Linked DNA regions of Homo sapiens: region 1 is linked to region 2. Evidence: read pairs that join two places in POLR2A ChIA-PET (ENCODE). Cell type or tissue: Caco-2. All regions are shown on one strand. Each heading gives the region's core, and the rest is flanking DNA. Links, peaks and the distances in the headings are about the cores only. Region 1 holds the start of CLDN24 (claudin 24). Region 2 has its middle 6.6 kb from the start of CDKN2AIP.

Region 1 (4,333 bases), core at 334-4,333, 110 kb after region 2:
TCTTCTCCTTAATAACAAGCTTAATAGCATTAATAGTGTGAATTACTATTTAGAAGGATTAGAAATATTAACAAAATGGGAGGCTGAGACACAAGAATCACTTGAACCCAGCAGACGGAGGTGGCAGTGAGCTGAGATCTGCACTCCAGCCTGGGCAACAAGAGCAAAACTCTGTCTCCAAGAAAAAAAAAAAAAAGAAAGAAAAATCAAGAAAAAATAAACTATAGATTTTCTTTTAATCAGATAAAACTATGTTTAGCAAGAGGAACCCCTCATCTTCACCTATTTATCAAAGTGCCAGGGAGGCCCGCGCCTGCTAGGAGGAAGGGCGGCTCTTCCTGGCCTCCTCTCTGGATTCTGCTGCCTTCAGATTCAGCAGATAATCTTCCTGCAAGATCCCAAACTAAGCCTCCTTCTTCATTTTGTGCTCAACCTGTGGACCCAGAGTAACCTTGCTCATTGCCAGAGAAGACCCCAGCGAGCTGGGCCTGGGGAGAGATGTGTATTGATCTCCAATGCTTAAGGGATTTTTAAAGGGTAATTTTGACAATGGAGGATTTGGCTTCTCCACTGACTTCAGAATCCAAAGCTTTTACTGGACCTCTCTGGCCTCTGCTTTCGTCCTTCCTCAACCCTGTCTTGCAGGACCCAGGGTCCATGGCTCCTGTTGCCAGCTGATGAGGTGGGGGCTGCTTACAGCAGCAATCTGGCTACCATTTGGCTTGAGGTGGCCTTGTCTGTGTGGTTTTTGTACCCTATATGACGAAAGAGGCTGAGCTCCCTGCTGGCAGCCCGCCATGTGGGTGACCCATCTTGGAAAGGGACCCTCCAGCCCCCAGTTGAGCTGACGCTGCCTGGAGCAGAGACAAGTGGTCCCTGCTGAGTCCCAGGCTGCACATTCATGAGCAAAATACATAGAAATTGCCAGCTGGGTACGGTGGCTCATGCCTATAATCCCAGCACTTTGGGAGGCCGAGGCAGCCGGATCACCTGAGGTCAGGGGTTCAGGGACTCCTGTTCAGCACCCAGTGCCTGCTCAGCAGGAGGGGCTCACAACTTTTTTTTTTTTTTTTTTCAGACAGAGTCTCGTTCTGTCGCCCAGGCTGGAGTGCAGTGGCGCATCTTGGCTCACTGCAACCTCTGCCTCCCCGGTTCAGGCGATTCTCCTGCCTCAGCCTCCTGAGTAGCTGGGATTACAGGCGCCCGCCACCATGCCTGGCTAATTTTTGTATTTTTAGTAGAAACGGGGTTTCACCATGTTGGTCAGGCTGGTCTCAAACTCCTGACCTTGTGATCCGCCTGCCTCGACCTCCAAAAGTCTTGGGGTTACAGGCATGAGCCACCGCGCCCAGCCCACAACATATTTTTTTAATGCTGACAGAATAAATGAATTGGGAAGGTGCTCAGAGGTTATGCAGGTCCAACACCCACCACAGCAGAAATCCCCTCCGTGATAACCTTGGCAGGTGATAACCTTTGGCTTAGATGCCTGCAGCAGGGAGAGCTCACTACGTCACGGAGCAGCCTATTCCATTAGGTTTTTAAAAAGCGTTTCACTGTGATATTAAGAATCATCTCCCTATGATCTTTCCCACTTGCTCTCCAGGCCTTCACCACCCCGACTGCCTCCTGGAAGAGAGCTCAAGCTTGCCATATCCTGTGCACTGGTGATGAGGCCCCAGACAGGTCTCCGGCCCTCTGGATCCAGGTACCTTTAAGCACCCTGGAATGACTTATTTCAGGATGGTGGGGGCACCAATACATCCTCAGGAATTCTGAAAATTTGTAAAAATTAAGGAAGAGTTCATCTGGTGCATAGTTTTTTCTTTTTAAACTTAAGATGATAGGAAAAGCTGAAGAAAGTACCACCTCAAATCTACATCTTATGCAATCTTATCCAAAGTAATTTGGATACATCGGGATCCATGTTCTGTCTCTCCGATCTCCTATTTAGAGACACAATAGAAGATAATTTCTGATCCTGGGCTACACTCCACTGTTGCAACGTGATGGGCAGTGGTTCTACTTCTCCAGGTTAGAACCTCTCAGGGGAGTGGCTCCACCTTTAGGGACTTTTCTGTCCTGTGGGCCCATCTGATTTTATCTCCTCTGAGCAGGTGCAGGATGCCCAGGGGCCATGTGGAGAGGAGACGGTGCAGCCCTGGGAATCTGGGGCAGGTGACCTCTTGTCCTGGCCTGTGAGGCCGGTCCTGTGTTCTCTGAGGGGTCAACCCTCTGCGTAAGTATGCTCTCAAGGTGTGGCCTCAACCAAAAAAATAAACAAGATGAAGCCTCGAAGTTCAGCTCCATTGTGGCTATTGTGTTTGTACCAGAGACTTTTGTCTGGGAGCTGGCAGGAGTCTTGAAGCCTGGTGTTGCTCTGCGTAAGCTGCTGAAATGACAAGGGGACAGCTCAGCTCTGGACAAAAAACACCTCCCTGGACGCTAAGATATCATGCTTTACCCCCAAGTCCTTAACGAGGATGGAGAAAACCACAGAGTGAATGCTGGAACTGCCCGGGACGTTCCCTTCCGCACTCAGTAGCCCCCAGCATCAGCCTCAGTCCTTTTCATTTTAATCAGTCCCGTAAGCCAGCCTCTACCTTTCAAAGGAATCCGAGGAACCTTCCTGCCAACTCTGAGCTCCTGCGACACTCGAGGATGTGGGCCAGGCTCTTGTGTAGGTTAAGGAAGTCTGAGAAGAATAGAGATTATAGGAAACAGTCTACCTTTCTTTACAAGACCTTGTTTTGCATCCCTGAAATTTCAGATTCAGCTCTTACAATGAAGTCCTGTTGTAGAAAGAGCTGGCCTTTTATCACCACTTAAAATCTAATTAATCCATACTGAAGCACAAAGATTTCTGTTGTATTTTAGGGTGAGGGGTCATAGAGCCCTCTTTGTTCATCCTTAGACTTATAATCATCAAGCATTGGGGATATAATTTTACCAAATTGGAAGGTAACAGATCAAGTCCTTATCAGAAAGCCCAACTCATAGTTTTAACAGAGTCCTTCGTCCTTTACGTGAAACATTATATTCAAGAAGAACAAAAACGCATTTCAGAGTGCCCAAAGAGTTAATGACCACAGCTTATATTCCAGGCAGCATAGAACCAAGATTGTCACATTACCGTCAACCACAAAGGACAGCAGATCCTATAGGGGTGGCAAAGTCCTAAGACCTGTCGCAATGGCTTTAATCTTTAGAACAGCAATGCAATCTGTTGGACTTTTACTATCTCTCCTGGGATGGATTTTATCCATTATTACAACTTATTTGCCACACTGGAAGAACCTCAACCTGGACTTAAATGAAATGGAAAACTGGACCATGGGACTCTGGCAAACCTGTGTCATCCAAGAGGAAGTGGGGATGCAATGCAAGGACTTTGACTCCTTCCTGGCTTTGCCTGCTGAACTCAGGGTCTCCAGGATCTTAATGTTTCTGTCAAATGGGCTGGGATTTCTGGGCCTGCTGGTCTCTGGGTTTGGCCTGGACTGTTTGAGAATTGGAGAGAGTCAGAGAGATCTCAAGAGGCGACTGCTCATTCTGGGAGGAATTCTGTCCTGGGCCTCGGGAATCACAGCCCTGGTTCCCGTCTCTTGGGTTGCCCACAAGACGGTTCAGGAGTTCTGGGATGAGAACGTCCCAGACTTTGTCCCCAGGTGGGAGTTTGGGGAGGCCCTGTTTCTGGGCTGGTTTGCTGGACTTTCTCTTCTGCTAGGAGGGTGTCTGCTCAACTGCGCAGCCTGCTCCAGCCACGCTCCCCTAGCTTTGGGCCACTATGCAGTGGCGCAAATGCAAACTCAGTGTCCCTACCTGGAAGATGGGACAGCAGATCCTCAAGTGTAAGACTCCGACAAGGCCAGAGATGTATCCTGTATCAACTGTGATGACAAAGACCTCTTTGTTTTGTAGCTAAACCTGTGATGCTCACGTTTTCTCATTCACTATTTTTCTACAGTAGGTAGACCCACTTCCCTCTAAAATCTGAATAATGAAGGAAAAATCTTTTATCTAAAAGAAAATGATTATGGTAAGCATTATACAGGTAGAAGTGAAACAAGCTTCATTGATCTGGTTATTGAAATTAATGTGGTGGCTGTCCAATACAGTCAGTTTCAAGCTTTAATGTGTAAATTTCATATTAGAAAGCTTTTTTCTGTTTTTCTTTTTTTTGTTGTTGCTGTTGGTAGTCAGAAATGATCTTTAGTTTCTGTTTCCTAAAGAAAAAAACTAACAATCTGAAAATTTTAAGTGTTCTACTTTAGCAAAACCACATGCTAAGCCAACCTCAAAGTGTTATTTCCACAACAATGACCTTTTTCTT
Region 2 (4,390 bases), core at 328-4,327:
ATGCTTATACTTCCATTTCTTATTTTTTCAACTTTAAGCAGTACTTATTTCACTCCTGAATGTTGAAGCTGAGAAATCCATATCATTTACACTACCCCTTTTTTCTCCTAATTTTTGTTATCTTTTATTGTTTTCCCGTTGGCTACCTGTCATAAATTCAAATATTATACTTAATCATCATTTTTAAATCTATCAACTTCAGGCAGGTAGCTCTTGATTTCCACATCATGTAAGAAAATTCTGGAGAGACCATATTACAGATATTTAGATATTCCCAAAATATGCGTTCAGGATAAAATCTAATCTCTAGTGATAAATCGACAGCAGATGGATAATTCTGAAGTTTTCCTACTTACCTGCAGGATTTATGCCATTGTTTTTACATTAAGCCTTAACATTAATAAATGTTAATAAATTTGTTTGCTGCTGTGAGGATTAAGTAGATTGCGAAGTTATATCTTTCATGGGGGTGAGTTTCTAAAACCAGCATGTAAATGGAAGTCAGATGTGACTCCACTTTACCTTCTTTTCCTGTAGTGTCGCAATTGACCTCTACGCGGTGGCTCATGCCTGTAATCCCAGCACTTTGGGAGGCTGAGGCGGGTGGATCACCTGAGGTCAGGAGTTCAAGACCAGCCTGGCCAACATGGTGAAACCCCGTCTCTACTAAAAAAATACAAAAATTAGCCGGGAGTGGTGGCGGGCGCCTGTAATCCCAGCTACTTGGGAGGCTGAGGCAGAGAATTGCATGAACCAGGGAGGCGGAGGTTTCAGTGAGCCAAGATCGCACCACTGCACTCCAGCCTGGGTGACAGAGTGAGACTCCATCTCAAAAAAACAAAAACAAAAACGAAAAAACAGAAAGGCCCCTTGGGCATCTACTGATGTGAAGTTAGAGAACTATGGACTTTCTCTACAGGTTCACAGATTTTCGTTTGATTAATTTCGGTTGCTAGTGACAAAAAATTATGATTTAAAATGGCTTGTGCTGAAACAAAAAGGGAATTTATTGGCTGTGTTATTCAGAGTCCCGAGGGGGACTCTCCCCCGACTGTGGGATCCAGGTACTGAAACAATATAGTCAGGAAACCTGTTTCTCTTGTCTCTACAGTCTCAGGCAAGCTCTTCCTACGGAGTGGCAAAATGCTTCCTATTAGCTCACAGCATACGTTCTTCATAGCTCAGCAACTTCAGTAGCAAGAGAGCTTCTCTTTCCTGGTAGTTTCTGCCAGCGTCCTAAGGTTCTGTTGGGAGTTCTTTTGTCCTGTTGAGTCATATATCCCTTACATAAACACTATCCAGGTGTATGAAATGACTGTACAGGTCTGAGTCATGCACTCGCCCTAAGAATGATAAAATATCTGAGTAAGGTCAGTATCATGCAAGGAAAATAACAAACTCAATAAATAAAAGAATTTACACTCAAGGAAATGGAGATAAAACAATATGAATAGAAGGATGGCCAAATACCAGAAAAGATGTTAAAGAAACGATAGTAGTAAGCAGGTTTAAATGACACAAGGCAATTCTAAGAGGCACTGCTGTCAGGATGGCTTCCATTTTAGCCAAAGTGAAAAACCTTTTTATACCAATTTTTACATTTTTATATGCTGTTTCGTAGAGCCTTAAGGAAGACAATTTCATCTTTTTAGTCTTCATGTTCCTCCTCATGCCGACAAGGTGAGATATTATTATATTTTATTTTCCCATCCCTTTGTGAAGCTCTACACCTATCCCTCATCCCAGAATGTGGGGGATTTAAATCTACGAGAGAGATGGAGATCAGAGAAGAGTTGGTATTTGGAGAACTGCAGTTCAACTTCCCATAAACCAATAAACTTGATCCTGATTCTTCAGAATCATGGAAAATTTAAGCTGGAGGAGGACCTTAGAGATTGCATTTATTTCGTAGACAAAGAAACCTAGGTTCAGAGTGGTTAACTTACTGTCCAAGCTGATTATTGTCCAATGATTAACTCACAAGGTGTGGTGACTGAAAGATAAATAAGAACTGAGCTAAGACTTGTTAAATCCAGGCCAGGTACAGTGGCTTACGCCTGTAATCCCAACACTCTGAGAGGCCAAGGCAGGCAGATCAGAGGTCAGGAGTTTGAGACCAGCTTGACCAACATGGTGAAACCCCGTCTTTACTAAAAATACAAAAATTAGCCAGGCATAGTCGTGCGCACCTGTAATCCCAGCTACTCAGGAGGCTGAAGCAGGAGAATTGCTTGAACCCAGGAGGCGGAGATTGCAGTGAGCTGAGATCGCGCCACTGCACTCCAGCCTGGGCAACAGAGTGAGATTGTATCTCAAAAGAAAAAAAAAAAAAGACTTGTTAAATCAAAAAACTAAGATTATGACCACAATAATCCACTTAATTGTTGGGCCCTTTGGGAATTAGGAGCAGGAAGGATAAAAAAAAAATTGTGCTTCTTTGTACCCAGGGCTCCAGTTCATCAATGTGTGATTGCCTTGTAAATGTGAGCAGCCAAGGAAGCAGAAAGGAATGTTCCTGGAGGGATCTAGAAAGCCAGAGGAAAGAACAGCATAGAGCTTAATTTAGTGATCAAAAATATAGACTTGGGAGTCAGACATTCCTGAGTTGGAATTCTGGTTCTGCTAATTACCATCATTGTGTCCATGGGCAAATTATTTCACTTTTCTAAGTCTTCGTTTCCTTACCTGTAAAAGGGGATACCAGCACCTATGAATCATAAGAAATAAACGAGATGATGTCTATAAAGGCACATAGTTTAAATCCAATTAATGAACTTTAGAAACATTTTAGGTTTTATTTGGTAATATTGACAAAGTTTAATAATTGTTTGTTGTTTATGCAGAGAACATTTTTTTTCAAATAAATTCTGAGTATGGTAGGTACAAATCTCTGTCCATAATTTCAAGGTGTGTAAACAAATGTAGCTACAGTATTTTCCTCTGATTAAATTTTTGTTCTTTTCTTTTTTTTTTTTTTTTTTTGAGACAGAGTCTTGCTCTCTCGCTAGCCTGGAGTGCAGTGTCACAATCTCGGCTCACTGCAACCTCTGCCTCCTGGGTTCAAGCAATTCTCCTGCCTCAGCCTCCCTGGTAGCTGGGATTACAAGTGCACACCACCATGCCCGGCTGATTTTTTGTATTTTTAGTAGAGAACAGGGTTTCACCACATTGGCCAGGCTGGTGTCAAACTCCTGAACTCAGGTGATCCACCCACCTCGGCCTCCCAAAGTGCTGGGATTACAGGAGTGAGCCACGGCGCCCGGCCTAAATTTGTTTTCTATTTTAAGGTCCCATCCTACCAAATGGTGGAAACTTAATTTCAGTCACCTGAAGATTTTACTTCCTTCTGTACGAATTTGAGTATCCATTCCAGGGAGCTGACACAGTGCTGAGGCACAAAGGCAGGGTCAGGGACAAGGTGAGGCGCTCCCAGGCATCCCCTGAAATAGCCATCTTCCCACCAGGTTTTGGCCCACAAAGGCCACTGCTGCTTCCTCCTCATCCCTGTAGCAGCGCCTCTTTAGGTCAGGTGACTCTCCCTGCTGTGCTCATGCCCCTCTCAGGCACGGGTGAACATTCCATCGCCTACTGCACTGTGCTGGGGAGCACAGGTTCTCTCTGAGGCCCTCTCAGTCCACTTGCCCACACATGGCACACTGTCATTTCTAGTCTACTCCTCTGTGCCGTGCCAGGGAGAAGGGATGGATGCTCCAGATCTTGCAGCTTCGCTGGCTTCTGCTGGGAATGGGCATGGCCACCTTACTCATGGGTCCCCCAAACCTTTTAAAATTGCCATCATCCTTCCCCACCTCTCTGCTTCCCTTTCTCCCCGCACCACCCGCCCCCCCCCCCCCGCCCCACCCCACCGCCGCGTCCCCGCTGGCCAGTTGCAATTCGGCCTTGGAGGTACAGGTAGGCAGGACAAGGGGCCTCTCTTCTGGGAACCATACCAGCAGTCGAATTCCCTAGCTTCCCTCCTCACCCTTCAAGTTTTCCTTTCCATTGGATAATTTCTTATCTGGATATGAGGTAGCCTGGGTCTTCATTTGTCCTCCGAAACCTGTTATTATGCCCATAAAAGCCAGGGCATTGCTTCTCCTGCCTTCTCTTCTCTGCTGCATCTTGTAAAAGGCAATGGCCATAGAACTCCCACGCCTCGAGCAGAGGCAGAAGCAGGCAGAGGCAGTTTTAAAGGTTAGAGCCGCCCCCGGAATCCCCTGAGGAAATGAGGGAAGGAGCATCCTTAGCCATATCTGCCAAAGCCCCCTTAGGTATTAATACTACAGGCTGATTTTTAATTTTTCATAAGCAATTTCTTTAACCTTATAGAATAGATAGAGCAGCCTTGTGGAAAATTTGCAAGCTAATAAAGAATATGTGGATCAGGCCG

The links. ChIA-PET counts read pairs that join two places held together with the same protein. Peaks named below come from ENCODE experiments on the same cell type or tissue, not always from the same donor. Only the 100,000 strongest peaks of a DNase experiment are listed, where the experiment ranks them.
Region 1: POLR2A ChIA-PET joins it to region 2 with 8 read pairs; 2 of 35 experiments call an interaction of 5 or more read pairs at or near these places.

What each region holds. Positions count from the first base shown.
Region 1 is chr4:183,321,286-183,325,618 of GRCh38, reverse strand. CLDN24 (claudin 24) reads left to right here and starts at 3,193. Exons shown (of 1, transcript NM_001185149.1): 1 at 3,193-3,855. The coding sequence starts at 3,193. The coding sequence ends at 3,855. In Caco-2, for the core only: no CTCF peak of the experiment used is centred there; a DNase peak (open chromatin) is centred at 2,148.
Region 2 is chr4:183,435,791-183,440,180 of GRCh38, reverse strand. No RefSeq gene overlaps it. Among named protein-coding and RNA genes, the nearest start is that of CDKN2AIP, 6.6 kb to the left of the region's middle. RefSeq lists an enhancer at 985-2,184. In Caco-2, for the core only: no CTCF peak of the experiment used is centred there; DNase peaks (open chromatin) are centred at 1,180 and 2,064.